Linked DNA regions of Mus musculus: all the other regions are linked to region 6. A link is a loop called in an ENCODE intact Hi-C map of the cell type or tissue named here. Cell type or tissue: heart. All regions are shown on one strand. Region 1 has its middle 26 kb from the start of Slc35c1. Region 2 overlaps Chst1 (carbohydrate sulfotransferase 1). Region 3 holds the start of Gm32413 (a long non-coding RNA gene). Region 4 overlaps Gm39880 (a long non-coding RNA gene). Region 5 holds the start of Chst1 (carbohydrate sulfotransferase 1). Region 6 holds the start of Gm13816 (a long non-coding RNA gene). Region 7 has its middle 46 kb from the start of Chst1.

Region 1 (4,000 bases), 260 kb before region 6:
TGTTGGGAAGGGGGCAGCTGGGAGGAGCAGGCTAATTGGGGCAGCTGAGAGTGAAGAGGCCCCTGGAGCTGGTCCATCTCCCCTTCAGGCAGACCCAGTTCAGAGGTGAGAAGTCAGAGCCGGGCTCCTGCCCTCCCTTAGGAGGGCTATTCTTGTGATTCGTTTGCTTTATTCTGGGGAGCAGATGATACTGTTCTCCCCATTCTAAAGAGGGAGGGAGAAACTGAGGTGCAGGGAGACAGAGTCTGCAGAGAGGTTTGTTCAAGGTTATATGCAAGCAAAACCAGTTGGTTCAAAGTTTGGCTTGGCTGCCTGTCCCTTTTCTTCCCTAGAGTGCCCTGTTTTGGGGCTAGCCTGGGAAGGTTAGAGGGCCAAGCCCCAGAGGCTGGGCTGAGGAGCCCCTCTTGGCAGTGTAGGAACGTAGATAACCCTACACATACTTCAAACTCAGACTGTCTCTCTTCCTATGGTCTCTTTCTATCCTCCCCCACCCAACACGAACCAAAAGCCCCTTCCGGCCCCTCAGGTGGGATGGGTGGCCCCCCTTCTTCAGCGTGCAGCATCACCAGTTGTCCTGACAGCTGGGCCAACCAAATTATATGCAGGGGACACAGTCACAGCCAACTCTCACACGGCCTGGCATTGGCTGGAATTTGCTAAGTTAGTCTTCTTTATCCCACCTCCTCTGGTGGTGGTGGTGGTGGTGGTGGTGGTGGTGGTGGTGGTGGTGATGGTGGTGAGGGCAGAACCAGGGAAACGCAGTAGGGTGAGACCTGTCTGAAACCGAAACTATGTGGCTTTGTGTAATTTGCTTGAGTGAAGTTGATCACAAAGCAATAGTCTCTGTAAAAACCAAACAAACAAAACCACCAGAACAGCCTCCCAAGCGTTGCCCAAGTTCCGTGAGTTGGAGGCGCCAAGTGGGTTACTAAATGGGGACTGCAAACCCGCCATAGGCAAAGCGGCAGCGCATGCGCTCTCTTTTACGCGCGTCGCAGTTTGTAAATTCTGTGAGCGAATCCTGCCCCAGCTTACCACTGCCCACATTCACAGCCACCGACATGGGAATCTCTTATCTGTGTCTTGTAACGTTGTCATCTGAGCGCTCTATAAGTGATGAAATGGTGGCCCGAAAAACCAATAACTCTGGAAAGAAAGATGCGACTTGACCCTATGAAGACGGCCCGCCCTAATTTCCTGCAGATCCTCAGTGAAATATTTAGTGACAATGTCGAGGGGAAAAAGAAATGGCAGTCTTACAGAAGAAAGATACCACTCCAGGGACCGGTTTATGCGGCCGCGGTTTTGCACAAGGTGCAGCTGCCCTGTGCCTGGAAGGTGGAGGGTGGAGGAGCGAGTTCTCAGGTCCTTTAGGACAGGCAATTAAATTTTTTATTTTTTATTTCTTCGTATGCCTCGTGTTTGTGTGTGCTTGTAGAGGCTATAAGAGGGTGTCGGATGCCCTGGAGCTGGAGTTCCAGATCGTCGTCGTGAGTAGCTCGACGGAAATGTTGAGGGCCGGATTTGGATCTTTTGCAAGAACAGCAAGCTTTCTTAACGGCTGGGCCATCTCTTCAGTCCCAGGCCAGACAATTTTATCTTTGTATGATGCTGGGTCTTAGAGTTTCATCAGTAAAATAGAGTCAGACTGGCTTGGCCCCTGCAGGGTTTTATGTAAAGACAGACACCGTATTTATTAAGTCGGCCCCAAGGGGTCTTCTGACATTAAGCTTATTTTTCTCAGGGGCTTGCAATTCAGACTTAGGTGAGATGATCATTGGGAGACAAGGTCCCACCTTCTCCACCACTTTCTACAGAGCCTCGGGGCTAGTGGTGGACCCATGTAGATAGAGGGGATGAAAAGATTACGCTTGGACACTAAAAAAAGCAGGTGTCATGGGCCCAGCGCCACTGGAGGGCAGCACCAGCACAGAGCTAAAGCCGCCGCCGGCTGGGCAGAGCGGGAGAGATTGCCTGGGCTTTGGGATCCACCAGATATCATGCGCGTCCTCGCCTTTCAGGGACGAGGACACTCAGGTCTTACTTCCATTAAAAGTGCGCCGTCCAGGAGAAGACTAAATCAACATACAAAACAAATTTCCCAAGCAATGTGACGGTTTCATGTCACAAGAAGTATCAGCAGAGAGGGTCAGGGAGGCCTTGTTGGGTGTATATGTGTACCTGTGCATGTGTGTGCATGTTAATTTGCACACATGTGTGCTTCTGTGTGTGTACCTGTGCTTATGTGTGTGTGCCTCTGTGTGTGTGTGTGTGTCGCTGCTGAAATGAGACCTGCATTAGGAAAGCAGCCAGTGATCTGAATATATAGACACTTGTAGATGTTAAGTGGGTTTGCACAGAAACTGGGGAGGAACTGAGGAAACAGAGGGATAGAGAAGCTACGTAATCTACTTGTGGCCACAGAGTCAGTAACTGAGGGATCGTCTGAAAAACCCGAAAACTCACTTTTCATAACTTTGGCTTCCCTTGTCTTTAAGCTCCAAACAGGATGGTGACTACAGATTTTCCCGACTCCCTGTTTCAGACCATAATTCGCTGTAAGAAATAGGGCAGGGATCACTGGGTGGGAGCTAGAACACTCGCCCTCCCCTCCGCAGCCGCGTTTTCTCTCTTTTGACAACCAAGTCCTGGCTCCGTTTTGAATAGCAATGCATTAGGGTCCGGGGACTACTAGAGTGGGAGCGCCGTCTTGTGGACAGTTGTGGAACCACAGGCTCAACTACAAAGGGTCTGGTGGGGCTGAGCCTGGAGGCTAGGGGATTGATTCTAAGGTGTCACCAGTGAGCATGCATGTGTGTGCCTTGTTTTCATTAACAGTACGGGTCAAAGTTCACTTAAATCCACATTCAGAAGTTGATTCTCCTTTCTATGCATCCAGATACCTGCAAACTTCTGTCTCCCAAAGGGGGTTAAACACGACTGTGCCATGGTCACCCAAGGACAGAGACCTGCGAAGTGTCCCCTGAGGGTGCAGATGGTCACTAAGACATGGAGCTGTCCACAGCAAACTCCGAATCCCCTTTCATACTGCCCTCTGGTCCAATTCACAGGCTGGCCATGACTTACTATCCCTGTCCCTCCCAGCTGAGGACACAGAGGCTCAGACAGGAGCCCCTGGAGACCCAGTGAGGCAACACACAGACTATTTTCCTAACAACTGAAGGCAGGGAGGACTTGTTTCTCTCTCTAAAAGGGGATGATATCAGTCAGGAAGGCATGGACAGCTGCCCAGCTCAGCCTGCTTGCCTTTGCCTTACTTTACCTGTTCTGCAGCCCCTCAGCAAGTGAGGGCTCTCAGCTGTAGGGTTCTCTCCTAAGAACAGTTTTTCTCCTAGGGAGATCAGCTGTCATCTCCCAGATGTGGGATGGTGGAATCATGGGAAGATCCAAAGCCGCTGGATGGGGCCGGCATTAATTTTGCAATCACCTCGCTGTGGTGCGCCTAATTGCCTGATAACTGTAATTGAGTCTTGGGGATCACATCAACGGTATTACAGGGAGCGTTTAGGGCCGTTAATGGGAAATGCAGCAATACTTGCCAGACTGTGAGCTCTTTCCTGGAGGCAGGGAGTTGGGGAGCGTAGGGTGGATGAAGGGCAATGGCTAGGCCGCCATGCACCGCATCCCACGTCCCAGCCCTGCCAGTCTACATGGCAGGTGGATTGCTATTTTGCAGATGCAAAAGTAGTGTTTGAAGGCTGAGAGACTCATCTGGTCTTTTTGTACCCAGTGGGGTCTTCATAGAAATGACTTCCAGGCTCTGCTTAGACCCACCAACATGGAACCTGTGCTTTCCCCAACTTTCTCAGCAGACGGACATGTGCCTTGAGAGCCACTGAGTGCCAGTCTAGGCAGTTCACGAATTTGTTGACTGACTGCCTACAAAGGCTCTGTTGCATTGATGATGGCTACGGTGCCCTGTGAGCCTCCCGACCTCTCTCTTGCCAAGGCACAACAGGGAGGGTAGGCACCCTGCATC
Region 2 (4,000 bases), 130 kb before region 6:
TCAGGGCTGGCTAAGCAGGTTAAAACGTGTGGTTTCCCCGAGGCTACCATCTAGCTAACTTCTTCCCTGCCCAAGTCCTCTGTCCCCTGCTTGGATGTCTGCATAGTATGCTGGTGCCTTGGAATCTCTGTGTCCTGGGTTTGCTCAGGTAGTGGATGTTCAGCTTCATGTTCCCCCGGCTCTCTGTTCCCTGCTCCCCATGCCGCTTTAAGAGCATTTTGAAGAAAGAAGCCACCTGTGCAAGCTTAGCCTCAGCCACTCCCTGCACAACTCCCAGCTCCCTCTGAGGCCACCTCAGCAGTCTGCAGCCAATCACAGGTCCTCACGTCCACCTGAGCAGGGCTAATGCTTGGTGCTAAGACAAGGAAGTCTTGACAAGATGTGTTGAAAGTTGGGGGTAGGGGGGTGGGGTGGAGAGAAAGGCTGGTAAGCAGTGTCATTGGGGTGAAGAAGAAAGCCTCAAGGCTGGGGTGAGGTGACAGGGATGGTTCTCAGTCACCAACCCTGTCCTCAGACACCTCTCCAGCTCTCCATGGGTACATGGTCACTGTATTTCCACAGAAAATAAACTTAAAGCTCATTGCAGACTGTGCCCACTGCTTTATAGGCTCTTGGGTCCTCTTCTCCCAGGCAGCCATACTAGCATAGTGCATAAGGTTCCAGGGGCCGTTCATGCGTTGTGTGCACAGTTGGACACACGTGCTTTGTGGTTTTCCTTGACGTGGTTTTCTTTGTTTGCTTTTGGCTCGTTTCCATAAGCATCGTCTGCCTCGTTCAGAAAGACAGCCCCAGGATGATAGCGTCAGGAACGAGGGAGCCCAGGTTCTGTGGAGTAGAGCAGTAGCCTGCACCCTCCCTTCAGGAGCTTCAAAACGATTCCAAATTGTGTGTGCAAAATTGGGCACAGGAAGCATTTTCTGGGAAGACGGACTGTGTTTCCAAGGAGCCTGTGGAACAGGGAAGGTAAACTGCCTCGCTGTGGTTTGCTGAGATTCCCATAGGGTGGCAAGAGGGACTTGGTGAAGGGCAGAGCCCTTGGGTCCTTGGGCCTATGAGGACAGTGTCAGATGGGGAATCAGGCTGGGTCTGGTGGTTGGTGGGGCATGGCAGAGACACGGGAGCACTGATTTCTTCTGGAGAGTGACTTTGAGCTTTCCCACAGTTCACAGGGCTTCCCTCTGTCTGGGGTGGACTTAGCCTTAACTGGCCCTGAACATGGGGCAGGTCCTTCCAAAGGCAGAGAGGTCCTTGTTAGTGTTTTGGAGGAAAACCCCAGGTACAAAGAGCTTTAGGTCTTGACACACAGTGTCACTCAATCTAGGGACAGGCAGAAGCTGCAGGCCACTCCTGTTAGTGGTGTTCTGTTCAACACTGCTTCTTCAGTCTGGGCAGCGTGAGGGCCGTGCAGGGGTAAAGCCAGACTGCCTATTGCTGCTTGCCTCTTGGTGTGCAGCTGAGGAAGAGTATCTCCGTGGCTCAGAAGCCACCATCCCTCTTCACTGCAATCTGCAGCATCATACTTCCACCCACCGTGGCACCTTTGGCTTCCTCACACAGTAAGAAGATGAGAGCTAGGAGGCTGTACTACCAGTTCTAGCCACTAGAGGGAAGCAGAAATACCATCACAATAGCCTAGCACAGAAAATTCTAGCAGGGCAAGTGGTTTGGGAAGGAGGAGTGGTGGGTAAAGCCCTACAGAGGTCTCTCTCTGTTAGAACAGACTCTAAGGGTAACAGGTAACTAGTTCTGAGGTGCTTCCCTAAGACATAAAGCAAAATTCAGAAATCTAGGCAAGGTTCCCAGCAGGTAAACAATGGAGCTGGGTTGCTCCATGGGGCTGGTGTCAGAGGTTGTCAGAGGTCACTTGTCAAACACAAAGCAGAATCTTGTCCTAATGCTGGGCATGAATAAGTGCATCAAGTCAGTTAGCAAACAATGATCTGGTTAGGCCACCTTTATAGACAGGGGAAGTGAAGCTCAGGCCCAACTGGTGCCTAGCCAGTGTGTGCTTAGCCTCTGACCTGCAGGCTTGAGCCCTTAGTTGCAGATTGGAGCTTCCCTGTATAGCATTCTCCACTCCCAACCTGACCACAGAGCTGCAGTCCAAGCCATCTCCAGGCTGGCCACCAGGTCCTCTGTCTTCTAACAAAAAGGTGGGATTCTGGGCTCCTATGCCCAAGGTTTGATCCAGTAATGAGGGAGGCCATAACAGAAGCCCAGGAAGGGTCGTGGGCCCCCAAGTCTGGCTTGGGAGGACCAGGGCATTGAGAAATCTCTTGCAGAGGCCAAGGTTTGCCTGGGAACCAGAGGACCTGGTTCCAGGGCCTTTGGTTTCCAGGGCAGATGCCTCCAGCATACCAAGGACCCTTGGCCAGCTCTGGGCTTGGCTGTGCCAGGCTGGCAGGAGAGCAGAGCACTTTCAGGGGCTCCAACATCCTCCTTCCTGTTCTCATGCTCTGGCTTTGCCCTCCTGGAAGGTGGGCACATGGCACTCAGCCAGGCTGCAAGCTGGTGACCACAGTGTACCCTCTGAAGCTTGAGGAGTCCCCTCACCTTAGGCCTGGCTTTGAGTTTCTTCAGGGTGGAAGGGAAACTGGGAGAAAGAGCTCGAACCATCTGTTCCCTTCTGGGCAAGATGGAAGGCCCTCCTCTGAAGAAACACTCATTGTGTAATTCTGTCTTTAAAGTTGGAATTGCAGGCCTAAGGGTCAAGAAAAGCTGTTTTGATGCAAACCAAAGGGAATGAAGTAAGAGATGGGCCAGGAGCAGATCCAGCCAAGAGATTTGAAAATGACTTGGAGAGCACCTAGCCTGAGCTGGGATCTTGTCTCTCCCCGCTTCTTGGGGCATGGACTTGGAAAAGCTGTTGTACCCAAAGAGCCTCAACTTTTTTCCCTGCTGTGGGTTGTGAAGTGCTGACATACTAGCTTTGAGGTTGGGGTTGAGGCAGTGTACCTGAGCCTGAGGGTGGGAGACTGGGAGCCCCTTGGGAGTGCTGACTTTCCTTGGTATCAATTCCTATGTAGTTTTTGGTTAGTGCCTGTTGGTCTGGACTGCTGGTAGACATCTATGAAGAAACACAGCTGAGTTTAGTGACCTCACAACTGAAGCAAGGGGGCTGGTATTCCTTGAGGCACTTGTCAGGGACCTGGGATTTGAGTAGAGAGGGCTCCCCATTACTCTCAGCCTTCCCTCCACGGGGCAGAGGCCTCTGCCACAGGGGTTAGGATGGGTGTGGTCCAGATTGTGTGACTTTGAACACACTGAGAGACTCTTACTAAAAATCTGGACTGGACCGCTTGCCCTATTAACTGTCTCTTGGTGGTGACTCGGTGCTGATTTCTGCACATAGTATGGCTTTTTACATTTTAAATAGGAGCCTCAGAGTCCAAACACTGGTAGGCATGGCCATTTTGGCTCAGACCCTGTGCATTTCCCCAGGCTAGCAGAGCCTGCAGCTCCCCATTCTTCCTGGGGACAATGAGCCAATGGTAAAGGGATGAGAGCACAGGTCTGAGCCTGATCCAGAAGGACCCAGGCCCCTGATGTTTCTCACATGTGAGCCATAGACTGATCTTTAAATTCTCCATTTGAGCAATGGAAGTGGGTGGGCTCCTGCCCTACCAGAACAGTTTGTAAGGGATGACAGGGTGCCCAAGATGGCAATGCTTATTTGCTTGGGAGACAGGGGTTCACTTGTCTCCTAGAGTAGCCAGGAAACACAGCAGATTGTGGGAGGGATGTATACAAAGGATGCGAGCTTACACACCAGCCATGAACTTACACACGAGCCACGAGCCAACCAATACATGGACCTCATGGCAAAAAGGATAAAATGCAGTCTGTGACTCAGAACTCATAAACTTACCTGCTCCTATCCTTGCCCCTCCTGTGCTGGTTTGTGGGTGGCCTGGGACAGAATCACGTGCATGTTTGAAGGCCAAGTGTGCTTAAGCATGAGATGTGTCTTAGAGGGGAGGTATACAGGCTCCAGATGGGG
Region 3 (4,000 bases), 62 kb after region 6:
CACATTGGGGACCCACTGGAGGGAAATTTCAAAGGAAGATAAGGATCAGATATGCCAAACCTGCAGCTGGATCAAATTATGTAAGCACCATATTCTTGGTGTCCTTGAGATCACTGGTTGTGTAGTGATTTCCTCCCATTAAAACATTCTATCCTGAAGGGAAGCTTGTAAAGACTGAGGAAACGTTAAAGGAAGTTCAATAAGACTCAGGAAGTAAACAACTCACAAATCTCAGCAAGTCCCTGAATCCAACTAGATGCACAAGACTCTTTGCTCTCCAAGGTTATTTAAGCAATAAGGACTGCTAAGGACATTTAGATCAACTGAGCTGCTTAGAAGAAACTCACCTGTGAAATTGCCTATAAGTCATCTGAGGAGTCCTAGGGATCCAGATTTTGTGAGGTGTCACTAGGACAAGGGGTCAACGATGATGCTGTTTGTGATTTGCCCATGCTTCTGGAAGTAACCCCATTAAACTCAGGTTCACTAAGTCATACTTTGGTGGTATCCTACTTTGATCTGTTTCTTATCTGGGGTAAATACACGTTAGTGTTGTGTCTTTACCAGAAAAGAGCTAGCAACTCTTGCAAGAGCAGGTACTATGGAGTGATGGATGAAAACTAGTTGGATGAAACCAAAAGAGATAAAAAGAACTGGAAGATAGCCTCAGAGACAGCCCTGGGACTCCCTGATAGATGACTTGCTTGCAGGTGTTTGTTTAGAAAAGAGCCAAAAAAAAAAAAAAAAAAAAAAAAAGGTAGGGGAAGTTCTAGAGGAGACAGTGGAGTCCAGAGATGTCCTATCAGTTTCTAGAAAGAAGAAATGACATGGTATACTGGGAATGATGCTGTAGAAAGGGAAGTTGCAGACACAAGCCTCAGCCATCCTCCTGCCTCCACACCCCTGTCACACTGAGGTTACAGGTGCCAGTGACTACACTTGGCTTTTTACATAAGTTCTAGGAATTGGAATTCAGGTCCCCATGCTTGGCAAGCAAACACTGTTGTATGCTCCCCAGTCCCCAGTTCACTTTATTTTCCAAAAAAATAAAAAAATAAAAATAAGGCGACGAGGCCTTGAGCTGAGAGTGGAGGAGGAAGAGCGGGAGGCTGAGGTGAGTCAAGGCAGATGTAGGAGATGCCCAGATAACACATTAGAAAAAATAAACAGAGCTGGCCGAAGAGTCCAGCGAATTTGGACTGGATTTGAAGAGCTTGAGATTTTATCTCAGGAAAGACAAGGAGTCTCTTTCTTTCTCTCTTGGTTGTCCTTAGCTGTCCCTCACCCCTAGCACAGATACTGGCATTTTACACATTCTCCATGACTGAATGAATGCATTAGCGTGGGGCATGCAACTGGAAGATGCTGTCCCTAATGCCTGAGGGTGCTTTCCCTTGGGCCACCATAATCTCCCACTGGAGAACAGAGTGAGACCCCAGCTGTGGTCACCTTAGAGCCAGCCATACTTCCTGAAAGTTAATTAACTTGAAGGTGTTTTCCCTTGTGGAAAACCAGACTTCCTTCTTGCTGACCTCAATTAACTGCTTCTCCTGAGAGCTCCCACCCTCCTTGAGAAGGCCTTACTATGGAACTGGCTGGGATCTGGGCCAGGAACCTGGTTGGACCTGCATCTCCTGCCCTCTAAGGTTGCTTTGTCCACTGGGTGTGCTCAGAAGTAGTAGGAAGAGTCACAACCAGCCTTCCCCAATGACCCCTCCTGACCAGAGGTCCTAATAGCGAGGGGCTGACAGCCCAAGCAGGGTTCTGCCCACCCCCACCAGGAACTTGTGCCAAAGCTCCCCTAGGCTCCTCTCCAAGCCAGCAGGTCCCAGAGGGCTTCTGCATCATTAGCCCTTGTACCTTACTTCCTGTTCTGCTCTGTCAGGGAGATTTGACCTTCCCCCACCCCCATAAGAGGCCTGGGAGTGAAGCCCCAGCAAAGTAGTTTTTGAAAGTCCCCTGACTGTTTATAAAACAGCCAAGGCTGACATCCACTTTGTTCTCCATAAAACCAAATGGATCTTTCCTTTCTCTCCCCAGATTAGGAAACAGAGCCAAGTAGCCAGCATTACTGAGCAATTATGCTCACAGTTTAGGGGCGTCTCCAGTCTCTACAACAGCTCTGAAGTGGCCGGCACAGTCCCGCCTCACAGGCTGGTAAGCAAACTCAAAGTGACATTGTCCTGGGCACTTGGTGGAAAATGGACAGGGTGAGGACTTGAAGTCACCTGCTACCTCATGGGCCTTGCCCCATAGGGACAGGTTCACCTCTCTTGGACAAGTTTACAAATGCAATGGTGTTTGCTGTCGCTTAGCAGGAGAGGAAGACGGGTGTTTTGTTTTGTTTTGTTTTGTTGGTGCCTGTTTTGTTTTTACTAAAGGATGGCTGCAGGAAAGGAGGTCAGAGCCTTGCTCTCTTGTCTGTTCTGCCTAGAAGGTGCTGGAGGACCTTTGTGACCCAGTGAGGGCAATTCAGGCTGCATGCCCGAACCTTCCAGGGAGAAGTAATGGGATTTGAACTCAGAAGAGGTGGAGAGATCAGTCAGGAGGCAACTGCACCAATCCAGTCAGAGCAGGAAGCAGGGTCATACAGGAGACAGGCCAGTCAGTGTAAGGAAGGCACCCATGCACAGCACCCCTTGGCTGGAAAGCTCCCCTGCTTTCCAGGCTGCTGGAAGTAATGCTGGGGCCGCTCCTTTCCTGGCAGCAGAGACATTTCATTATCATTTAAATCTTTCTTGGGTTTCATCAGAGGCTGTGAGCAGCTTCAAAGAGGGAAGTGCTCAGTCCTCAGGTGAGGGGAAAACACGCCAGAACTTTCTCTTCTAATATAAACGAGGTGAGAGACGCAGCTGAACCTGGCAGAGTCTGCAGGAGCACACTAATAGACTAGATGAGAAGAGAATTATAGAAGGAGACAGGTCCAGAGGGAGGGGGGCACAGAGATAGAGGCTTCCCCCACCAGCTCCAGGTAGCTAAGAGGGGGACTCTTCCCCTTCAGCCGAAGCATCCTTGGGGTCTGGGGGGAAGGGGGTGGGGGGCTCAGATCACCACCTGGCTCCTAGAGGCAGAGCATAGAGAGATGAGACCCCTCCCTGCCTGCCTCCAGCATCCTTCCTTCCCAGGCATCCTCCACAGCTACCAGTGATTCCATTAATTATGGAGGTTCAGGACTGGGAAGGAATCCATAGCATTTCCTGCATGGGAGCTCTTAGTGGGGGAGGGCACAGTGACCTAGAAATAAGAGCGGGGGGGGGGGGCGTCGGAGGGGGGAGGTGGAAGGAGGTGGAGGGGGCAAAAGAACAGTTCCTACAGATTCACACTCCTCCCCAGGGGCTGGGAACGGTTAGGGGCTGTCCTGTGTACATGCAGGGTTTAACATATTATCTTAGTCTCGGGGATCACTCACTTGGCTTATCACGCAGTGTTTTTCTTTCATAAAATCAGATTATTTTTCTTTTGCCTTTAATAAAAACCAGCACTGGTTTCTGACTCAGAGGCCTGGGTCTGTAGTGATGCTGGCTGGGACTTCTCTAAAATAGGAAATCAATGGAAGACCAGGAGACAAAGCAGGAGAGGGAAGGGGAAGGGGAAAGGGAGGGGAAACAGAAAAAGCCAGGGCTTCATGGCTGCTCAACCCCAAGAGGGAGGGAGGCAGGGGTCCTGGCTCCACAGCACCATGGGCCCTCTCAAACCCATGCCAGCTCATGCCAGCCTGCTGGGGAAGTCCCTGCTGTGGCAGAAACAGCCTTCCCCTCCCCCCACCCCCAATCTTAAGCAGATGCCTGTCACCCTGAGCAAGAAGCTGTCACCTCCATCAGGAGGGCGAGATGGCTCAGAGCTGCTAAGATGCCTAAGCTGCAGAGGCAGGGCTGGAGGTAGGCTCAGGTAACTCTGGAGGGAGATCCTGCTCCAGCTCCTCTGGCCCTAGCATATCTCTCTCTCTCTCTCTCTCTCTCTCTCTCTCTCTCTCTCTCTCTCTCTCTCTCTCTCTCTCTCT
Region 4 (4,000 bases), 68 kb after region 6:
GGAAGCATCCTTGCTGGAAGAAACATCAGGCTCAGGCAGCTTGCTGTGAGTAGGGAAGGGGTGGGGGACACCTGAGTGCAGGGCAAACCAGGAGTTTAGGTCTTATTGGCAAAGCCCCGCTCACCTGGCCTTCTTCCGTCAGGCTTCGGGCAAAAGTCAGCAGGGTGCCCATCAACTACCCCATGACCTCTGCCCCTACCACTTCTCTAAATCCCATTGCCCATCTGACCCTGACAACCTTGGGATTTGGAGACTGGGTCTGGCAGGGACCTACCACCCTTGACTGTTTTCTTTCTGTTCTTAGGGAGAGTTCTCGCCACCTTCCAGTCCAGTGGTGGGCTGTGACCTGCTCTGAGTGGGGTAGCCTCATCCAGGAGCAGAGTTGCTACTCGTCTGGGGATGAGAGATAGTATGTCTCTAAGAGACTTTTTCAGAGTAAGCACACAGAGCTAGCCAGGGTGACAAATGGAGTCTCCAGCTCCTGAGCTCCAGAGAAACCTCTGAGCTGTCTGTCATGCTCAGGGAGTCAGGTCGGGTCCCTCTGGGTTTAGGGATGGGGAAGGAGAGGTATCTGACCTGCCACTGTGGTTGCCATGGGAACCACAGTGAGGCTGGGCTGAGAAAGTTCTCCATGTGACTGGTTATTGTGATGAGCCAGGCAAGCTTGAGGAGAAGGGAGAAGGGGCTGAAGCAATCTTTTGCCCTAAGAAAAGCGATACCCTGGAAAACAGACGAGAAAAGGCATTTCTCAGACTCCAAATCCTGGCTGCCTTGCAAGTTGAAGAGTAGGGAGGGTCCAACCCTATCACAGCACACATACACACACAAACATACTCTCTCTCTCTCTCTCTCTCTCTCTCTCTCTCTCTCTCACACACACACACACACACACACACACACATACTTACACAATCACTCTGTGTGTGTGTGTGTGTGTGTGTGTGTGTGTGTGTGTGTATACAACCTTGGTTATCATTTCCATTTCCTAGGTTTTTGGGGGGTTGGGGAGGGACAGGTCACTGGCCTGAGACTCACCATGTGATCTAGGCTGGACAGCCAGAGTAAGCCCTGGGGATCAGTTTCTACCTTCCTAGACACTTGGATTATAAGAGTGTTCTACCATGACTAGCACTTTTTTAATAGCACTTTTATTTTTAGTTATGTGCGTGTGTGCATAAACCACGTGTGTGCAGGTGCCATAGAGCTCAGACAAGGGCAGATGCCCTGAAGCTGGAGTTACGTGTGGTTGTGAACTGCTTGGTGTAGGTGCTGGGAGCAGCAAGTGTCTTAAACTGCTGAGTCATCTCTCCAGCCCCTAGCATTTTTTTAAAATGTGGGTCCTGGGATTGGACTCAGTCCTTACCCTTACAAGATGAACACTTTACTGACTGAACCATCTTCCCAGCTCTTTAGCACGCTTTGCCAACAGCCATGTGGCTTTCCAAGGAGGCAGAGAGAATGAAGTTCCTATGTTTCTCTACTCACAGGCTTTTCCTCTGCCTCCTGTTTTCTTTGAAGCTGGGAGAGAACCTGCTGTCTTGGGACGGGGTAATGATACAGAAACCAAGAAGGCAAAGCCAGGTCCTTTGGGCAGCAGCAGCTTGACTCTTGACTGGATCTCTTCTTGGAATTACTGGCATCTGGAAAGATCAGGGGCTGATAGAAGCTGATGGTGGGAAGAGGAAAAAGGATCAGGGATGAGGGTGTGGGATCATCCCCAGAAAGTGAGAGGAGGTGACAGCAGCCAAGGTATTCAGGGGGGAGGGGCAGAGACTGGCTTTTCCCATTGAGGCCAGTGGTGGCCAGTGGTGCCCTTACCAGCAGTGTGGACACTGCCCACCCTTGTGAGAGAGACAGCTGCCCTTCCAGGTGAGGATGGTTCCTGTTCTCCATAGGTACAGAAGACCGACATGAGTGATCCCCAAGTAGAGTATCCTTTGTCTTCCATGCTTCCATTCCCAATGGGGACAGATATAAATAAGCCCAGAATGCTGTCTGCGGAGACCATGGTGGACAAGTTACTCCTGTACAGCTTACTCTGGTGGCTTTGTTATAAAGGAAGGTTCCAGATGCAGAGACAATGAGGCTAGATCCTGCTTGTGCTGTGTATTAACTGTGTGGTCTCAGCCAAGTCAGAGTCTCAGAGCCTCAGTTTCCCCACCTGACCATGAGGATCCTGAAGTGTTGGGAATTCAGCTTGTGACCTCAACTCTTAAAGTGCTGGATAAATATTAGCTGTCGTTCATTCGAATACAAATGAGATTTTTATCCCCTTTGTCCAAGTTAACTTTAGATAGGGTTTTTTTTTTAAGCATACTTTTATTACTTTCAAGAGCACACAGTGACACCTATTGGGTGACTCCGGTATTGGCAGGAACGTGGGGATGCCTGTGACAGTCAAGGATGACAAAGATAATCTTCTGCATGTGAAGAGGAAATAGCTGGGATGAGAGCCTCAGCACTGAACAGCCAGTTTGTAGCCTTTGGAAGGTCAACGATGCAGACGTGTTAACAGGACTTCCACTTTACAAATGAACATACTGCCTTGCTATATCACCAAAAGGACTTAAGATTTTTTCCCAAGTTTTATATATATCTATATAAACTATGATAGTATTTCCTAAAATATTTGTGAAAACTTAATGATACACATCTGTAATTGTATTGTTCTACATTTTATTGAACTTCTTGAGGTTTCATTTCATGATGTAACGACCCTGAAATAGCTCAAGTGCATAAACTACTGATGTAGTGGTCTACTGTATATAACATCTAATACATAGTACAGCCAGTCACGAGAGGTTTCGTTTGGTTAATGGAACATTTAAGATTTGTGTCTTGAACACTTTGCCAAATTTTACATCAAATGCAAAAAAAAATAACACAAGAAAATGAAAAAAAAAAAAGACATCTCTCTGCATCTGTCTTCAAAGGCGCTTCTCGGATACTGGAAGGTTTGTCTGTCTGCATGGCTCCCATGAGGCGCTGTGACTTTTATTTGCTGATGGGGCTCTTAACTGAGCTCCAGTGCTCAACCATGAGCCTGATTATCACCGACCTGGCACAAAAGAGGAGAGAGATCTTAGAGAAGGCCCAGTCCACAGGCATGGTCAGAGAAAACAGAGACTGAGAGCCCAAGGACTGTCCCCTTAGTACAGAGCAGCAGAGAACCAGGCACAGAATGGTTCACAGCCTGGATGATGGTCGCCTGGGGTTCTTGAGTCACCCACCCAAACCCTGGGTTACCTGCTTCTCCACAAGGTCTCCTAGAGGCCACAACAGAAGATTCCTCCATACCCACTGAATTCCATGCATGCCTTCCTCCCAGAAAGGTACAGTTATCAGTGTGGACATGGCTGCCCAGAGAGACCATACTTTCCAGCCTGAGATTCCTAACAATGGGATCTGAGCAGAAAAGGTGTGTGCCTCATCCAAGCCAGTGCCTTTAAGACAACAGGTCTGTTTCTGTCTTGCTTTATTTTCCCCTCTGCCTGCCTATAGCCATGGCTGAACCCAGACTTAACTATAGAGACACTGCTAACTCCCTAGGGGACGACAAATGTCCCTAAACCTCCAGATGACTCTGCTATTCCTGTGGAGAAGGTGGCCTTTGCAGAGACACAAAAGCAGATCTCTACTTGTTATGGCAACTGAGTTAAATCCATAGAGAAGGTATAATGATGGATGAATAACCTCCTTAAGGTGGTATGCCACAGCAGCCTTCTTGGGGAAAATGCTGTTTAACTTTGGAACTTGACTGAAAAGGGAATTAGGACTGTGGGAGGGATCTGAGTGTGGATGGTGCCCTAGAGAAGGCACAGTAGGCGATGGGATAAAAGTTGGATGGGTGTAGAGTAACAAGAATCATAGCACGACGGGAGGGGAACGGGGCAGGAATGGAGACTTGAGATTTCTTTCCCGAATGGACCTTGTCTGGTGTTCCATTACATGAAAGGCAGCTATTGCAGTGGTCCAAGCCATGGTGAAGCCTCTGACCCAA
Region 5 (4,000 bases), 150 kb before region 6:
CAGCCTGGATTTGAGACCAGAGGTTAGAGGTTACAGCTGCCAGCAGGACAAGCTATTTGCTGTGAAGGTCACTGGAGACTAATATAGTATTGCTGCTTTGTGCCACAGGGCACTGGGAAGGTGGTACTTTTCCTGCATCTTGGGAGGAGGGAAACCCACCTTCAAGCCCCCTCTGCAGAAGCAAAGAACACAACAGATGACAGGTGGTGGTGGCTGCTGATCGGCTGGTCTGGGAACAGCACAGTGTCCCTCTGAGGAATTCACAGTTCTGTGCATATAGCAGAGAGGCAGCTTTCAAGGGGCCTCCACTGGAGTACTTTGTGGGCTCAGTCAAGTGTTTTCAGCGCTGGTGTGTCCCGTTGAAGCTATGCGTGCACCAGGGCTGGCAACCTCTGGTCACAGAGAAGATGAGGGAACAATCACATTCTGTAATGCTGAGGGCCTAGCAAGTGTCCAGTCACAGGTAAGGTTTCAAACACTTGTTTCCGTCTATCCATGGAGACATTCCCTCCAATTTATCCAGAAAAGGAGCGCATCTGAAGCGGGGCAGAGGCAGAAGCAGGAAGAGTATGAATTTGCTCTTTCAGTAAGCAATAGACTCGAGTTGAGGCTAACTGTGCCTCCTGTGTGGCCTTGGGTAAGTCATTTGCCCTCTTTGGACCTCAGTGTCTCCATCAGCACTCACAGAGTGACGTTTCTTTGCAGGAGTCCTTTTCCTCTACCTGCAGGGTCTACCTACCCTGTGCAGGGTGGGGTCTGGTTAGGACTTTTGCTATAGGTACTGAAGCCGATGGGCTTGGAAAGACTGCTGGGATTTGCCCTCTGCAAGCTTGTATTCTTGTCAGTGTCCCAGGGAGACCTGGGATGGAGACCTTCTGCTGCGCATCCTCAGTCAAACCCCGGGCCATCAGTCTCCCACGACAGACTGAAGAGACAAGGAGGGCGGCCCAGACCGCCACCAAATGGACCCCTGAAAGAGATTGAAGCACCACAGTGCCAACCCCCAAACCCCTTAACCCATTTCCAATCGCCTCTGAGACCAGAAGGCCGGGGAAGAGGAGAAAATGCGTAGTTTTGAATTCTTGGGGGACGGAGCGGGCTCTATTCAAGGAGGCTTCTATGTTTGGGGGCTCTGAAAGTCCCATCCTCAGGTTTACCTGGCATCCTGTCCCTCCTTAGGAAGTATCCTTGAGCCAGGCTGGCCCAGTGTGGCCCCAGTGAGGTGCCCTGGCTTGGCTACTGTGTAGTAGCTAAGCAGTTCTGCAAATTGGGCAAATCCCAGGACTCATTAGTCCTTAAAAGAGGGAACGACAATTCCTGCCACATCAGGCTACTTTTGAGGCTCCAACAAAATAATCCCCATGTGGCGAAGAGCTCAAAGCCTGGCTCAGGGAGGGGGAGAGCCCCGACGTCAGCCATTGCTACAGTCTTCTTAGCTACTGTCTGTCAAATGGCAGGCTGCTTGCTGTTTCCTCCTTTGCCTTGCATGCCCTGTCCACCCCACAGCTATCGTTCCTGGAGTTAGCTCCTTCTCCAGGAAGCCCTTCCTGAAAGACATTCGAAGGCTGCATCTTCACCTGACTTCCCAGGCCACTTAGAAAAACGCAAATTTTCAGTGACCACTCTTTCTAAAGGGTTTTTTGTTTTTTGTTTTTTTTTTTTTTCACTTTTGTTTTAAACTCCGCCTACGTGTGCATGTGTCTGTGTATGCGGATGTAGGCCAGAAGAGGGCGTCAGAACCCCTGGAGCAGGAGCCACCCGCATTTGTGAGCTGTTTGCCATGGGGGTTGAGAACTGATATGCTCTTCTAGTGGAGGCATCACTGCATCCCCTCCCCCACAGCGCCTTGCACACAGTAGGCACCTAAGAAACATGTTTTTGTTATATGGGGGCAACCCCAGGTAACTGGGAACAGACTCATAGTACTTCTGAGGACCCAGGTCTGTGTCTACTTTCAGAGTTTAAATATATTTCTCCCCAGTTCTTTACATTTTAACCTCACTGTCCTCTCCATCCAAAATATAGCAAAGTTTGAAAAATGACTTGCTGGGATCAGAGAGTGGGAGATAGAGGAGTTTCTAAGCCTGGACTATTCTGGGGTAGCTGAGATTCAGGCAGGGATTAACCTAGGTGAAAGAGATGGTTCTGGTTCATCCAGGGTGACGGGGGGGGGGGGTTGGTGGGGGGGGGGTGCAGGCTGTCCATGGACAAGTGGGAGGGGCCTGAAACCTGGAGTGTTCTTGCAAGGCCAGCTTTCTCTTCTTGGTCATGTCAAAACACAGCCACTTACCATGGAGGTGGGCAAGTGACTAAAGCCCTGTGATGCTGGGGCTGAGGTCTGGTGCCCTATAGCCCTGGCTGCAGAGGGTGGAGGTGGGGGTGGGGGATGCCGGGTACAGCTGCAGCTGGAGCTGCTGCATCAGGGATGTCAGGAAAGGCGATGTTAGTTGTCTTCTCTGAGGAGGTGGTGGGGGACAGGAGTTTATAGTTAGGGGTTGGCAACTGTAACCAAGACAAATGACCATGTGGCCTACTGGGACCCTTGGAGCAGAGGTCTTCACGTCATCTGGTTCCATGTGAAGCCTTTTCTGAAGATATGCCCCTTGGGGTCTCCGGGAGACTCCTAGACATTATGTTATTCCCTTCTTAGCGAACAAGTAAGCATCCACCCAAGCTAACATGGGAGCTGTTGCCCTAGGAGATAAGAAAAAGCACCTCCATTTTTCCTCGTGAGGAAACTGAGGCACGGGTGGGGGAGGACTGCATCACATGGTCACACAGCAGACTCACAAAGGCTCCTCTGCACTGAGAACTTCCAGGTGAATATAACCTCATTAAAAAACAAAACAAAACAAAAAAAAAACCCGTTGTTCTCTGCACCGTATCAGGAGTGACAGACGGATGGACAGATCGTGTTCTAGGAGACGTAAGAGACGGTGGAGATGGAAGCCCACTCCTTTGGACGATCGCTACCACTCTGGACAAAGTCTACTACTGCCTTTGGTCCAGAGCCCTGCAAAGTACCTACACATCTTCAGATGGGAAACAGGTCAGGATGGGGTCTGGGTTTGTGCGCATGGACACCTTGGTGGCCAATGGTAGAAGTGGGTTTTCCCTCCTCTTCAGTTCAGGGCCACAGGCATTCCTCTGCTGGCTTCATTTTTCCTCCAGGCCACACTGAGGGCTCAGGGGTATGTTTCTCTTGTCACTAGCTATAGTGTTCGGTGCTTCTGACATGCAGGAGATGCTCAGTCGATATTTATGCAGAGAACGAAGGACCACTGTAGTGCCAGGGCTTTGCCGCTGTCCTGGTCCCACAAGTGCAGCTTGTGGACTGGTAACTACCTGGGAAGACAGATGCAGCCTAGGAGGAAGGGGCTGGGCAGGATGGAAAGCTTCCTCTAGCAAAGGAACTCTAGTGTCCGACTAACTGGCCAGCTCCACCCAGCCCCTGCTGAAAGGGGATGACAGGATCTGGGGCAAATGAAACATTTCTTTAGTTGTGGGTGATGGAAGAGAAGCAGGGGCATGTAGTGGAATATCGACTTCAGTTCTGGGTTTGGGAGTCTCTGATTGCCCTGGCTGGGGAAAGGAGCCAGGGTCAGGTTGGGGCTGTAGCCAGACTTGGGTATCCAGAGGCTTTGGCTGCATAGATAGAGCCATGCCTTCGCTAGGGCGGGTGTAGGGGGAGAGGGCAGGCCAAGAGGTACCCGTGCTGCTGCCGCTTGGCCTCCTCAACTCGGGGGTGGGGGGTGGGGGGTGCGGGGTGGAGGGTGGGGGGTGTGGCTGCCTCGGCCCGCCGGTGGGTTGGCTCCGGAGCCCTGCTAGTGGGGGTGTCCCGGCGCTCCCGGCCTGGGCTGCGCGGGGGGGGGGGGGGCGGGAGGGCGCGCGCTGACGGGGTCGGGCGGAGAGGGGGCGGGCGGCGCTGGGGGTGGAGCCGGGACCGCAGCGCCTGCCACCCGCTAGCTCGGCGCTGAAGCAACCACCGCTGCTTTTGACT
Region 6 (4,000 bases):
AGATTGTCTGTGCTCGGCCCAGGAACTGACACTATTAGGTGTGGCCCTGTTGGAGTAGATGTGTCACTGTGGGTTTGAGCTTTAAGACTCTCATCCTAGCCTGGAAGTCAGATTTCTCCTAGCGGCCTCCAGATAAAGATGTAGAACTCTCAGCTCCTCCTGTACCATGCCTGCCTGGATGCCGCCATGTTCCCACTTTGATGATAATGGACTGAACCTCTGAACCTGTAAGCCAGCCCCAATTACATGTCATCGTTATAAGAATTGCCTTGGTCATGGTATCTGCTCACAGCAGTAAAACCCTAACTAAGACACCTGCCAGGAGTAGGTTAGAGAAAATTGCATCCTAATGGCTGGATACTCAGATGAGGGTCCAATGACCTTCCCTGCCCCTCATTCTGGAAAGAAATACCAAGTTCACAGCTCCATTGGGCTCAGAAGTAGGCATGCCTGATTTCATTAAGATGGCCACAGTTTGGTGGGAGAGCCCCTTACAGCAGTTTCCATGAGTGATTGTCTGAGGTCATTCATTGCATGGAAAGTGTGCAGGGACTTAAACCTATGTGTACTGTGAGGGAGGTACAAGTAGGTGACCAGGGACTCTGGAAGCAGAGCAGGGAAGAGACAGAAGAAATGGTTGGGGGGGGGGGGGGAGGATGGAGCCTGGAGTGGAAACCCAGATCCTAGAAAATCCAACCTGCTTTCTGTTGATGTCTGTGGCAGGAAGACCCCAGCTATTTTGGTAAAAGGTCCCGAGCCCATAAATTAATTATCTAGTTCAGTCTCTAGATGTGTTGATGAGAAGAAAAACCTGCAGTTTCTGGACAGTAGCTCTCTGTGTGTCCTCCGGGAGGTAGCTCAACCTCTCTGTGCCTTAGTTTCCTCACCTATAATATGGAAGAACCTTGCAAGGCTAGATTAAGTATCAGATGGAGGTCTCTGCATACAGCTGACGTGACCTGATTTGAGCTCCTGTGTGCTGTCTGCAGTCCAGCTCCCATCCATCCACACAGCCATTTCCTGGACTGAGAAAGATCTCAGCAGCACTTCCGGCTCTAGTGGATGACCTCAGGCCAAGCTAGCCCTTCTGGAAAAGAGCCACAGGAATGTGGCCAGGAATCACTTGGGAGTTTCAGAGTGTTTCTGCAGGGTGTGGTCCCTGAAAGTGGGAGCTGCTCCAGGGAGGACAGGGCCTCGAGGAAGAGCTAGGAAGGAAGCAGAGGCCGGAAGCAGGAAGGCCTGGCTGCTGCTGTGCCTGCCACTGCTGCAGCCCAGTGTCCTGGGGTGACCGTGGGTGGCTGTGGACAGGCTGCAGCCTCTCTGGCTATCTCTGACCTCTTTAGGAACAGTTCGTAGAATCCCCAGGAAAACTCAGTTCTGAGCATGCACCGGCACACACCCGGAGTTTCCTGTGTTTACAACTCTAGAGGTAATTTTCCAATGCCAAAGGAGAAAGCACCGAAGCCCACTTGGACTGGGACCGCACCTCTACCCTCGGAGGCTGGCGACCTCCCACATCTTCTTTGACCCCAGTTTCTGCTTCTTTAAAATGGGCCCAGGCAGCATCCACTCTCCAGGATGATGAGGTGGGTAGAGGGCTCTAAGTGGCTAGGGCTTAAGGAATGTGAGTCCCACTGCCTCCTCCTCCCACCTTCCTCACTAAAAGAAAATCAAGTGAGAGGGGAGGGGAGCCTGGAGGAAGAGAAGGAATCAGGGATGGAGGGAAGACAGGGAGGGAGAAGAGATGGAGGGAGGAGTAGGGGGGAGGGGAAGAGGGAGGAGAGATTGCTTAAGGTCCTGGGACTTGTCAGCAGGAGGCATAGGAGGAGACTTGGAGCTGGCTCATCCCAGGTGTGAGACCACACTCTCCTTCCTCTCTCTATCCTTACAGGACAAGTCCCAGAGACTCTGGAAGAGGAAGGGGGAGGAGACCTAGAGCTGCCCTGACATGCTCAGTCCCCTTTTCTGCTTTGTAAATGCTTTGGTAATTTTATACATGGATCAATGCATTTAGATCACACACCCCACTCAGTCCCCACTCTCCAACTCCTCCAGGGTTCCTCCACTTCTCCTAACTTCATGTTCCTTCTTCCTTTCCCCTCCTTTCCTCTTCCTTCCCCCCTTCCCCTCTCCTTATACCCACCGTTGTTCCTCCTTTTCAATGAGTTCAATGAGTACTTCTTGTATGCGCACAGGCGTGGGGCCATCTGCTGGAGCAGGGACAACCTACCAGTGACCACACCACCCCACCCTTCAGCCTACAGTAGCTCCCAGTCAGGAGTGGGGGTCGGGGTGGGGGTGGGGGCTGAGCCCCTCCCCATCCATGCTTGATCCTGTGTGGATCTTGTGCCAATCATCACAGCTACTGTGAGTGCATGAGTCCAGCAGCTCTGTCGTGGCTGGAAGATGCTCCTTCACAGCAGGCCCCACAGTCCTCTGGCTCTTACAATCTTTCTGTCTTCTACTCCATGGGTTTTGAACCTTAGAGGGTGGTAGGAAGGGATTTCCTTTCCCCTCTTCTTAGGCCCATCCTCTCTCTCCCCTCCCCTCCCCTCCCCTCCCCTCCCGTCCCCCTCCTTTCTCTCTCTTCTCTCTCTCCCTCTCCCTCTCATCCCCACTCATCCCCACCCACTCAATCACATATGCCTCTGAATGGGGTCTGACTTGGAGTGAATCCCCAAGTACAAGTGACCTAACCTCAGCCCTCCTGCCGGTGCTGGCAACTCTTCATCTTTCCTTACAACTCCTCAGATTAACCCAGGCCCTCAGACACAGTAGTAGCTCATTGGAGAGTCTCTAGGCTTCCCAGGGTGTGGTGTCAACCCCACTCTCCACACACATGTGAGAACAAAAAGAGAGGCTGAGGCTGCCTTCCTCAGGGCTCTAAACTGACAATAAGCCCCAAATACTCCCCATAGGATTAGCAATTATTACCTAATCTCCAGGGAGCAAACTAAACACAAGGAAATGGAAACATCCCTGTAGAGCCTTCTTTCTGGCTGCTGCGGGGAGCTGAGCCCTCAGCAGTGAACGCCAGGTGCGTGCTCCAACTAGCAGGGAAGGATTATGGGACCAGGGAGACATTCGCTGGTGTCTCAAGCTATTTTCCTCATTTATTTTAATTAATAAGTTAGCTGTGTGTGTGGTATATGTGTGTTCACATGGGGGTGCAGGTGCACACAGCTGTGTACTTACACTTGAAGGCGAGAGGAGGACATCAGGTGTCCAGGACATCAGGTGTCTTCCTCCCTTGAGAAAGGGGCTGTCACCATGGTTTTTTAAGCCAGGATGTTGGCTGTCACATCGCAGAGATCCTCCTGTTACTTCCCTGCCACTTCCAGCCTCCCCCCATTACATAGCCTGCACAGTGAAGGTCAAGGCACTTGAATTTTGTGGGAGGTTGCATTAGATGCACAGAGCAGCTACCATCGACACAGTTAGGATGGCTTCAGGAGGACACATGGCCAAGAAGGGGCAGGGCTGGGAAATGTTATTCTATCTGACTCTGAAGCTCCTGTCTGGACCCCTGGTCTGGTGGCTGGGCCACACACACACACACACACACACACACACACACACACTGCTACTTTGTTTTGTAAAGCACATTAATGCTTTGACCATGGAACTCTCTAACATTGACCTCCAGTGAGTGGGAATCTCAGACTTGTTCCAAGACCCATGATGACCCAGGCAGACCTAGCTTGGTCACAGTTCCAATTCTTCTTTTAAAAAGATATTTTCTTTATTTACATTTCAAATTCTATTCCCTTCCTTCATTTCCCCTCTGAAAACCCCCTATTCCATCCCCCTCCCCCTGCTCACCAGCCCATCCACTCCTGCTTCCCTTTCTGGCATTCTCCTACACTAGGGCATCGAGCCTTCACAAGACCAAGGGCCTCTCCTCCCATGGATGTCCCACAAGGTCATCCTCTGCTACATATGCAGTTGAAGCCTTGAGTCTCTCCTTGTGTACTCTTTGATTGGTGGTTTAGTCCCTGGG
Region 7 (4,000 bases), 97 kb before region 6:
GTGAAAGGGTGATGTGACGGGTGTTGCCCATGTGCAGGGTTGGGGTGGGATGTTTCTGCTGTGGGAAAAGGAAGATATGTCCAAGTAGGTACAAGTTGCACTTCCTCTGGGGCACAGAGGGACCCATGCCACTAGCGGCAGACCCCAGGGCATTTGTGCATGGGCTTTCTGTGTTTTCACTGTCTCCCATCCCCGTCAAGCTTCTGTGGTCACTTCTACCTTAATCATTCACAAGCCTTTGCTATGGTACAGGCAAGAGTCCCCAAGGGCCCCCTATGTGCCAGCATTGACGTTAGAGAGTTAACCTGTCACACTCAAGCCATTTTGCTTGCTGAGATTGCTGTCTGAGCTCTTTCTTAGAATCTGCTCAAGGGAAGACCTGGGTGAGCAGTAGAGAGTCAGCTATTCAACAAGTGATGTTGGGAAGCTTCATCTATCTGTGCATCCACACATTCATGCCAATCACACTCCCAACCATCCATCACGCATCAACTCATGTATGAACGGATCCACTCATCTATCATTCATGCAGCCATACACCCACCCACCCATTTATCCATCCATCCATCATCTAGACACCCATTCTCCTACCATCTTTCTGTCCATCCTTCCATTCATCCATCACACATGTATTCAGGCCTGTACAAATTCACCTTCTCTCCATCTAGCTCATCTAGCCTACCTTGGTTTTCTCCCTCATCCCTTATGCACCATCTCCATCTGTGGAGGACACAATGGTGTTGCCTGGGTTCCCTTGTGATGAAGCACTTCCACTCTCAATGGCTAGCAGTGTTAGCGTCAAAGAGTCCTTTACTGTCTGTTCTTTCAGCTGTTATTTTAGCCACAGAGAGCTGCTTGCCCAAGAGCAAGCCCTTCCCAATGCAGCCTGCATCCAGTGACTGATAGCATGGGAACCTAAAGGGCCGGGCACCCTGACTCTCTAGGGCATGTCTGGGCTGATCTTACCCTAGAGTTCTCTGGGGTGGGGGGTGGGGGGCAGTCACAGTGGGCTCCCTAAAGCTCGGCTTCAGCCTGTGCTCCCCTGCTTTTTTTCCTTTCCTTCCACAGTGTGGATCCTGTGTAAACATCCTACCTGTTAAAACTCTGGCATGCCATCTTCCTGTGGACTCTACTGAAGACCCGGCCCATCCTTTGATCCATGCCTTCGTTCCTCTGTGGGTCTAGCCTCCCACTCAATAAGGAAGCATTTATCTGCAATGTGCTACATGTTTGGGGTTACTGACCTAAATGTAGGCCCTGCCCTCAAACAGCTCCCAGTCAGATGGGGATGTTCAAAGCTCACCACTCACAGCTCTTATGGGGAAGGTGAGTGGGACACTGCCACTACACACGGAGGGCTCCCGGCAGGCTTCCTGGAGGAAAGAATGCTTCAGCTGGAAGTGTCGGTCATGGGATTTGGACTCATTCTGGGGAAGCTGTGGAAGCCTACGGAGGGAGCAGTGAACATCCCCACCACAGGGAAGAGCAGGTCTCATAGCTGGACACAGCTGGACACAGCTGGGTCTTGCATCACGTCCCTTTGCTTCCCACCCCACCTCTCTCCCATGGAGTCCTTCCTTCCCTCCCAGCTTGCCCCCCTACCTGCCTCCCAACAGGAAATGTGGGTTGGCCGCCAGCCAAAGCCTTGCAATGTAGCCATCCCAAGGAGGGACAAAGGCCACAGCAGAAAGGAAATGCAGGAAGTTTCCCTGGCTGCAGAGCTGGGAAGGCACAGCATACCCAGCAGGCAAGCTCTTTCACCTGGGCAGGATTCTTCTTCCCCAGAACCTGCTTTTCTAACTCCGGTTTGTGTTAATAAGAAGCCAGATGGGCCCAGCTGGGTGGTAAAAGTTATATGCTAATGAGGCCAAGGTTGCAGTGACTCCTGGAAGTGCCTGGAAGCTTTTCTTTGCAGAGAGTCTGTCCATAGATCTCTGACCTGGGCACAGATGGCAGACAACCTCGACCTTGGCTTAATACACAGCCCCTGGCCCTGCCATTGACAGAGCCCCAACCCTGCTCTCAGACTGAGCTGGAATCTGGCTGCAGGATGGGCCCTGAACACTAATACACTAATCCATCAATTCATTAGTAGCTGACAGCCCTGCCTGGAGCGGTTGCTGGTTTGTAAGAGCTATTCTAGGATGTTGGAGGTGAAGTGTCACCCATTGGGGCTGTGGTCACGCAGGCTCCTCAAATGGTAGGCATTCTAATGGACATGTGCTCAGAGATCCTTGCTCTGCTTGCTTCGTGGGAGACTTTCTGTCTTTCATCCACCCTGTGTTGCAGAGAACTGAGCTCTTTGTATGTGTTTGTGTGTATGTGTGTTTGTTTGTGTGTGTGTGAGGTATATGTATGTTTCTGTAGGTAAGTGTTCACACATGTGTGAAAGCAGAGGTTGAAATTAAGAGTCTTCCTTGATCCCTCCCCACATTAGTTTTGAGGCACTGTCTCTCTCTGATCTTGGAGCTCTCCAACTGGCTAGGCCAGATAGCCAATGAGCTCCAGGGACCCTCCTGTTTTTGCAAACCCCAGCCCCCCTACTCCACTAGTACTGGGCTACATAAGAATGCTGTCACATGCAATGTTTTACATAGGTGCTGGACATCAGAACTCAGACCTCGAGCTTGTAGGGCAGGTACTTTATGACTAAGCTACCTCCCCATCAGGCTGCTCTGTTAAGCAGTGAGCTCTCAAGCAGAGAAACGGACAGGCAGCTGTTGGGTCCTCAGTCCTTATCGACTGCAAGAGCAGAGCATGGTGGCAAGGACAGGGAAACTTTTCTTGCTAATCAGTGGCCTGGGCCAATGGCTTGTTTTCTTGCAGCCTCAGTTTCTCCATCTGTGCGACAGAAATAAGGAGGTATGTACTCCCTGGCCCTTCAGAGAGCTTTTGATAAGACTGTGTGTGCTGTACACTTATGTCCAGACCTTGTAGACACTGTGACTATAACAGGTGGGATGAGGGACTTTGGGCTTTCAAGCATGGCAGGAAGGTCACAGTGAATACTGCCCTTCTTCCCAGATGGGATAGCTAGGGCTTCACTTCTGCTCTGAGCCTCAGTCCACTTGTGTGACCCTGTGACTCATGGACTTCAAGCAGAAAGATATGAGGACCATCTGTGGGGAACCCCAGAAACCATTCTGCTCCTCTCCCACCTTCTTTAGGGGAGACTCATGACCTTCTGTATGTAGCCTCAGCAAAATTTCAGGTTACCATGGTAACCTGCACATGAAGGAGTCCCATGGGTGTGACTTGGGGGTGGGAAGCTAGTTCTCCAAACAAAGCTGGCCTTGGGTCTGCCACACAATTGCTATCCTAGAAGGACAATTTGAGATTTGAGACAAGATGTGCTGAGACCAAGACCTCGGTCCTCCCAACACTGAGTTCTTCAGCCAGGCAGGACTTTCAGTGGAAAGAGGAGGACATCAGCCCACCCACAAACCTTCAACCCAAGTTTTTCCTACCTACAACAGGTACAGAGATAAAGATGGAGCAGAGAATGGGGGGACTGCTAACCAGTGACTGCCCCAACTTGAGAGCAACCCCATGTGAGAGAGCCAACCCCTGACACTATTGATGATACTCAGCTATGCCTAGCATCACTGTCTCCTGAGAGGCTTCATCCAGCAGCTGAGGGAAACAGAGGCAGGGACGCACAGCCAAACAGCAGGTGGAGCTTGGGGAGTCTCTTGAAAGAGTGGGGCTAGAACTGAGCAAGCCAGAGTGGTCAAGAACACCACAAGATGTTCCAACTAGTAAGAAAGAAACATGTTCCACTATGTTCATAGCAGCCTTATTTATAATAGCCAGAAGCTGGAAAGAACCCATTTGCCCCTCAACAGAGGAATGGATACAAAAAATGTGGTACATTTACACAATGGAGTACTACTCAGCTATTAAAAAGAATGAATTTATGAAATTCCTAGGCAAATGGTTGGACCTGGAGGGCATTATCCTGAGTGATGTAACCAAATCACAAAAGAACTCAAATGATATG

Evidence for each region. Hi-C counts contacts between places; a loop is a spot of excess contacts. Peaks named below come from ENCODE experiments on the same cell type or tissue, not always from the same donor. Only the 100,000 strongest peaks of a DNase experiment are listed, where the experiment ranks them.
Region 1: a loop joins it to region 6, with 2.6 times the contacts of the local background. A loop is called at or near these places in 3 of 42 quality-filtered maps.
Region 2: it touches region 6 in a loop (3-fold over the local background); 6 of 42 quality-filtered maps call a loop at or near these places.
Region 3: a loop joins it to region 6, with 5 times the contacts of the local background. A loop is called at or near these places in 5 of 42 quality-filtered maps.
Region 4: it touches region 6 in a loop (3-fold over the local background); 5 of 42 quality-filtered maps call a loop at or near these places.
Region 5: it touches region 6 in a loop (4-fold over the local background); 5 of 42 quality-filtered maps call a loop at or near these places.
Region 7: a loop joins it to region 6, with 4 times the contacts of the local background. A loop is called at or near these places in 2 of 42 quality-filtered maps.

Annotation. Positions count from the first base shown.
Region 1 is chr2:92,483,893-92,487,892 of GRCm38, forward strand. No RefSeq gene overlaps it. Among named protein-coding and RNA genes, the nearest start is that of Slc35c1, 26 kb to the left of the region's middle. In heart, CTCF peaks have their summits at 1,914 (motif pointing right) and 2,720 (motif pointing left); DNase peaks (open chromatin) are centred at 1,929, 2,699 and 3,219; H3K4me3 peaks cover 1,715 bases; H3K27me3 peaks cover 3,215 bases.
Region 2 is chr2:92,607,508-92,611,507 of GRCm38, forward strand. The region is part of intron 1 of Chst1 (carbohydrate sulfotransferase 1); the gene reads left to right. Among named protein-coding and RNA genes, the nearest start is that of Chst1, 9.8 kb to the left of the region's middle. In heart, a CTCF peak has its summit at 1,596 (motif pointing right); no DNase peak of the experiment used is centred here; H3K27me3 peaks cover 1,285 bases.
Region 3 is chr2:92,803,269-92,807,268 of GRCm38, forward strand. The region is part of intron 1 of Gm39880 (a long non-coding RNA gene); the gene reads left to right. It overlaps Gm32413 (a long non-coding RNA gene), which reads left to right and starts at 3,619. Exons shown (of 2, transcript XR_374794.3): 1 at 3,619-3,878. In heart, no CTCF peak of the experiment used is centred here; a DNase peak (open chromatin) is centred at 1,732; H3K27ac peaks cover 733 bases.
Region 4 is chr2:92,808,814-92,812,813 of GRCm38, forward strand. All of the region lies in intron 1 of Gm39880 (a long non-coding RNA gene), which reads left to right. Gm32413 (a long non-coding RNA gene) reads left to right here. Exons shown (of 2, transcript XR_374794.3): 2 at 2,375-2,906. Among named protein-coding and RNA genes, the nearest start is that of Gm32413, 3.9 kb to the left of the region's middle. In heart, a CTCF peak has its summit at 2,351; no DNase peak of the experiment used is centred here; H3K27me3 peaks cover 1,616 bases.
Region 5 is chr2:92,595,728-92,599,727 of GRCm38, forward strand. Chst1 (carbohydrate sulfotransferase 1) reads left to right here and starts at 3,980. Exons shown (of 3, transcript NM_023850.2): 1 at 3,980-4,000. In heart, a CTCF peak has its summit at 1,730 (motif pointing right); a DNase peak (open chromatin) is centred at 3,594; H3K4me3 peaks cover 777 bases; H3K27ac peaks cover 421 bases; H3K27me3 peaks cover 3,497 bases.
Region 6 is chr2:92,741,091-92,745,090 of GRCm38, forward strand. Gm13816 (a long non-coding RNA gene) reads left to right here and starts at 1,140. Exons shown (of 2, transcript XR_866546.2): 1 at 1,140-1,586. In heart, a CTCF peak has its summit at 2,210 (motif pointing left); DNase peaks (open chromatin) are centred at 1,071 and 2,221; H3K27ac peaks cover 1,575 bases.
Region 7 is chr2:92,643,853-92,647,852 of GRCm38, forward strand. No RefSeq gene overlaps it. Among named protein-coding and RNA genes, the nearest start is that of Chst1, 46 kb to the left of the region's middle. In heart, a CTCF peak has its summit at 1,716; a DNase peak (open chromatin) is centred at 1,609; H3K27ac peaks cover 432 bases.